Linked DNA regions of Homo sapiens: region 1 is linked to region 2. A link is an interaction called in ENCODE POLR2A ChIA-PET data of the cell type or tissue named here. Cell type or tissue: A673. All regions are shown on one strand. Each heading gives the region's core, and the rest is flanking DNA. Links, peaks and the distances in the headings are about the cores only.

Region 1 (2,910 bases), core at 257-2,756, 54 kb before region 2:
TTCCCCAGGCTTTATGGTTCCAGTTCTTCTACCATTCTGGAAGCTCCCTAGAATCTCCTGGAATGCTTAATGGACCTTTCCAGCACCGAAATTCAAGAATTATGACTCATCGGTCAGCAGAAAAGTGAGGATACCTTTTCCTAACCTACCTGCTTCCCCTGCAGTTTCCTCACAATCTTACTCTTTATATTTTAGCATATGTAACTTCTCAGGATGTTAATTCTGTTCTCTCTGTGTTGGTGTCTGAGCACCCAGAAGGTAGAGCCAGGGGCACTTATAAACCAGGAGCATTATTTGACAGGCACTTAAGAAAGACACTGGCTACGTAATCCCAGCACTTTGGGAGGCTGAGGCGGATGGATCACATGAGGTCAGGAGTTCGAGACCAGCCTGGCCAACATGGTGAAACCCTGTCTCTACTAAAAATACAAAAATTAGCTGGGTGTGGTTGCACACGCCTGTAATCCCAGCTACCTGGGAGGCTGAGGCAGGAGAATCGCTTGAACTTGGGAGGCGGAGGTTGCAGTGAGCCTAGATTTTGCCATTGCACTCCAGCCTGGGTGACAAGAGCGAAACTCCATCTCAAAAAAAAAAAAAAAAAAAAAAAAAAAGATGCTGGCTAATATTGATAATAACAGTTTGCATTTGCTAAAGTACTTAAAAAAAAAACCTTTACCCCTCAAAGGGTTTCATCTACATGCAAAACCAACACCGTAGGAACTACTTTCCGCATGCGGAGCCGGGTACAGAGGGAAGGGGCGCGTCCGGGAACTACTTGCCGCATGCGGAGCGGGGTACAGAGGGAAGGGGCGCGTCCGGGAACTACTGGCCCCATGCGGAGCGGGGTACAGGGGGAAGGGTCGCGTCCGGGAACTACTTGCCGCATGCGGAGCGGGGTACAGAGGGAAGGGGCATGTCGTTAGAGGAGCTACTGTTAGTGGAATGAGGACGGGTAGCCAGAGTTCTCATCTGCCAGCTCCAGGCCACTTCCAAGAAATGTGACCCCCAAGCCTCTGGTGCTTGCCTCCTTCTGCTCATTCAGTCGTCCACCTCTTTCATTCTGGATTCCACCATGAGTCCAGGCCTCTCCTGCATTTCTAGATTTCCACGTGCTGATTGTGAGGGACTGACGGGGGTTTCACCTTCTCTCCTTTTCCTGGCCCCACAGCCTTGGCTCACGCTTCCTAGGCTCTGAGTTTCAGTTCGTGTCCCAGCCTCCCAACCGGACAGCGTTCTGGAAACAGTTTATGCATGAACTCTTGCATTTTCTCTTGGGAAATAATCAAACCCTTTGTTTCTAATCTCCTCTCAGTCTGTACTACTACTACTACACTAACATGACTTTGGTTTTGGGGAAAGGAAAGGAAAATGTCTGTTGATGCTGGGCCCCAGGCAGCACCGTGAGAGCTGCAACGGGCTCACATTTGCCCCTAGTTTTTCCTCCAGGTAGGAGCTGTGGGAGGAGTCCAGGGAGTCCCTTGAGGCTGAGCAGAGCAAAGAAGCAAGGGCTCAAGGCTGGTGTGTGCCTGGTTCTCCCCTGGTCAGTTCTAGGGAGCAGAGACCGTGGTGCAGGTGGAAGGACCACGGCGCTGTGTCCCTTAACTGTACAGCACCAGTGCGCGCCACGTGCTGGGGAGATGCCGAAGCCTTAGGGAGCAACTTCGGGAAGCTTTTGAAGCTGGGGAAACTAATACACTTGAAATAGTTAAAGGGGGATTTAAGGCAGAGGAGCAGAGTCTGAGGGGACAGCTCGTGCCCTCCCCTTGCCTGCCTCAGGCCACCAGCTTTGTGCCTCTTCTCTCCCTCCAGCCCTTGTTCCTCAGCTTCTTCTGAAAAGCTTTCCTTGAGCAAACCCAGCTCCGCCTTGCTCTGTCTGGCGTTGAATCATTAAATCAGCGACGATTTGGTGACCTCGTATATACTCAGAACATACCTGGAGCTGTGAGGGGAACAGGAGCAAACCACAGGCAGCTCCCTAGTGAGGCGAGTGCAGTGTCACCAGGACGTGCTGCTTGGGGCCAGCCTGGTGTGGCCAGTGCCTTGCATTGTATGCGGAGCTGCGAGAGACGAGACATCTACCAAGAGTTTCTGCGTTAACATCACTGTTGGCTCTTCATAGCTGAGCAAAGCAATATGTACAATTATACATCGTAAACAACGCAGGGCACAGTGCCAGGCGACATCTATTTCGACCCACATGAGGCGCTCTGTCTGTTATTCCAGAGCCCCACCTTTCAATAATTGAGTCCAACACTTGTATGGTATCTTCTTGAGCCTCTCCATCAACCAAAGGTTTTTATTTATTTATTTTTTTGAGTTGGAGTCTCACTCTGTTGCCCAAGGTGGATTGCAGTGGCACGATCTCAGTTTACTGTAACCTCCGCCTCCTGGGTTCAAGCGATTCTCCTGCCCCAGCCTCCCTAGTAGCTGAGATTACAGGCACGTGCCACCACACCCAGATACTTTCTGTATTTTTAGTAGAGACAGAGTTTCACCATGTTGGCCAGGCTGGTCTTGAACTCCTGACCTCAGGTAATCCACTCGCCTCAGCCTCCCAAGGTGCTGGGATTACAGGGTGAGCCACCATGCCCGGCCCAACCAAAGATTTTACACAATTTTATTATATGTAAAATGTGAGGAGATAAGACATGCTTAGTAATAGAAGCTCTAGTGAGTGAGAGAAAGCAGCCGCAGACTGTTACCCCACATGCTCACTATGCGACAATAGTCGTTTTGTGTATGTTATAGATTCAGAGCTGCACAGATAAAGTACTGCTGTTTTCATTCGGGCACCCATCTCAGTGTGAGGCCGCCTAATTCTCATTCCATGTATACCCAAGTACCACCTAGAAATGGCTCCTGCCCTTAATGAGCTTCTGTTCTACTTGTGGAGATGAGGCTTGGTCCTGT
Region 2 (2,910 bases), core at 265-2,764:
CTACCAATACTTATTTATACTATTAATACTAAAAGTAAATAGAAGTCCATTTTTATTTATTTAATTTTTAATTTTTTTTTTTTTTGAGACAGAGTCTCTGTTGCCCAGGCTGGAATGCAGTGACGTGATCACAGCTCACTGAAACCTCCACTTCCCAGGTTCAAGCAATTCCCCTGTCTCAGCCTCCCAAATAGCTGGGACTACAGGTGCGCGCCACCATACCCTGCTAATTTTTTGTATTTTAGTAGAGATGGGGTTTCACCATGTTGGCCAGGATGGTCTTGATCTTCTTACCTCGTGATCCACCGGTCTCGGCCTCCCAAAGTGCTGGGATTACAGGCGTGAGCCACTGCGCCCAGCTGGAAGTCTATTTTTATTTTTATTTATTATTATTATTATTATTTTTGAGACAGAGTTTCACTCTTGTTGCCCAGGCTGGAGTGCAATGGTGCAGTCTCGGCTCACTGCCTCCTGGGTTCAAGTGATTCTCCTGCCTCAGCCTCCCGAGTAGCTGGGATTACAGGCATATGCTACCATGCCCAGCTAATTTTGTATTTTTAGTAGAGACAGGGTTTCTTCATGTTGGTCAGGCTGATCTCAAATTCCTGACCTCAGCTGATCCACCCGCCTCGGCCTCCTGGGATTACAAGCATGAGCCACCGCACCTGGCCCGGGAAGTCTATATTTAAAAAGAAAGTGGTATCTGAGTTAGGTGGCTGTCATCTGTAATCCCAGCATTTTGGGAGGTCAAGGCTGAAGGATAGGTTGAGCTCAGGAGTTCTGGACCAGCCTGGAACATAGTGAGACACCCCCCAATCTCTACAAAAAAAAAATTCTTAATTCTAATGTTCAAACGTTGTTTTAGGCTGGGCGCAGTGGCCTGTAATCCCAACACTTTGGGAGGCTGAGGCAGGCATATCACTTGAGGTCAGGAGTTCAAGACCAGCCTAGCCAACATGGTGAAACCCCATCTCTACTAAAAATACAAAAATTAGCTGGGCATGGTGGCAGGTGTCTGTAATCCCAGTTACTCAGGAGGCTGAGGCAGGAGAATCGCTTGAAGCCAGGAGGTGGAGGTTGCTGTGAGCCAAGATCATGCCACTGAACTTTAGCCTGGGCGACAAAACAAGACTGTCTCAAAAAAAAAAAAAAAGAAAGACATCAGAGGACGCTTATAAAAGTGAGACATGAGACAGAGAGAAAAGCCCAAGGAGGTTCCTTATTTAATGTTTTCAATCTTCTCCCAATGCATGGAGCAGCTCCTGCCTCTTAGAACATGGGCCATGCTTCTGAGTGCCTGCTGTTCCAAAGTCTGCCATCCAGAGGGACAGACAGACATTAAAACAAAGTAGCAGAACAGCTTTGGCAAGGTGCCCTAGGAATTTATAATACAGTAACTAATCCAGTCTAGAAAGCTCAAAATACACTTTCTCTCCTGGAATTGACCCAGAGCTAAAGCCACCAATTGACCAAATGCCTGCTAACAGTGCCCATGTTTAAAGTCCAAGATCCCCCAGGTGACAGATTAATTAGTGACTCTCTCATGCAAACCTTGGATAGAAACATTCTACTTCAACTATCCAGGCTCCTTATCGGACTCAGGATCCTTATCGGACTCAGGATCACTTCCACGGAAACCCACTTTTGATTCCAACTTTTGTTTTGTTTTAGGTGGACTCTTTTGGTTACAAAGAAAAAGGAATAAACTTAAATCACTTATTTATGTATACATTTATTTATTTATTTTTGAGACAGGGTCTCACAGAGTTGCCAAGGCTGCAGTGCCACCATTACAGCTCACCACAGCCTTGACCTCCCAGGCTGAAGTGATCCTCCCACCTCAGCCTCCGGAGTAGCTGAGACTACAGGTCCACACTATCACACCCAGCTAATTTTTAAATTTCTTTGTAGAGCCGGGGTCTCACTGTGTTGCCCAGGCTGGTCTTAAACTCCTGGACTCAAGCAATCCTCCTACCTCAGCCTCCCAAAGTACTGGAATTACAGCCATGAGCCATCGCCCCTGGCTTTTAAATCACTTTTTATTTTTTGCATTTATTTATTTATTTATTTTTGAGATGGGGTCTTGCTCTGTCACCCAGGCTGGAGTGCAGTTGCACGATCTCAGCTCACTGCAATCTCTGCCTCCTGGGTTCAAGCAATTCTCCTGCTTCAGCCTCCGGAGTAGGTGAGACTACAGGCATGTGCCACTATGACCGGCTAATTTTTGCATTTTTAGTAGAGATGGGGTTTCACTATGTTGGCCAGGCTGGTCTCGAACTCCTGACCTCAGGTGATCCACCCACCTCGGCCTCCCAAAGTGCTAGATTACAGATGTAAGCCACCGTGCCAGGCCTAATTTTTGTATTTTTATTTATTTAGACAGAGTCTCGCTCCATCACCCAGGCTGGAGTGCAAGTGGCGAGATCTCTGCTCACTGCAACCCCTGCCTCCCAGGTTCAAGGGGTTCTTGTGCCTCAGCCTCCTGAGCATAGCTGGGATTACAGACATGCACCACCACACCAGGCTAATTTTTAAAAATATTTTTCAGTAGAGACAGGGTTTTGCTGTGTTACCCAGACTCGTCTTGAACTCCTGTCCTCAAGTGATCCACCCGCCTCCGCTTCCCAAAGTGCTGGGATTACAGGAGTGAGCCACTGCACCCAGCCTATTTTTGTTGTTGTTGCTTCTCGGAGAACAGAGCTAACCCATAGACAATGTGCTCAGAGTCAGCTAAATCACTTTTTTTTTAAAGGAAAGTTTTTCTGTCATCATGACAGGAATTAATTCCAGCAAGAATTATCAGTGGATAGCCAGGCACGGCGGCTCACATCTGTAATCCCAGCACTTTGGGAGGCCGAGGCAGGCGGATCACGAGGTCAGGAGTTCGAGACCAGCCTGGCCAACATGGTG

Evidence for each region. Peaks named below come from ENCODE experiments on the same cell type or tissue, not always from the same donor. Only the 100,000 strongest peaks of a DNase experiment are listed, where the experiment ranks them.
Region 1: POLR2A ChIA-PET joins it to region 2 with 5 read pairs; 6 of 35 experiments call an interaction of 5 or more read pairs at or near these places.

Annotation. Positions count from the first base shown.
Region 1 is chr17:4,859,205-4,862,114 of GRCh38, forward strand. The region is part of intron 1 of MINK1 (misshapen like kinase 1); the gene reads left to right. Among named protein-coding and RNA genes, the nearest start is that of MINK1, 27 kb to the left of the region's middle. RefSeq lists a silencer at 650-944. In A673, for the core only: no CTCF peak of the experiment used is centred there; no DNase peak of the experiment used is centred there.
Region 2 is chr17:4,912,786-4,915,695 of GRCh38, forward strand. No RefSeq gene overlaps it. Among named protein-coding and RNA genes, the nearest start is that of CHRNE, 11 kb to the left of the region's middle. In A673, for the core only: no CTCF peak of the experiment used is centred there; a DNase peak (open chromatin) is centred at 1,346.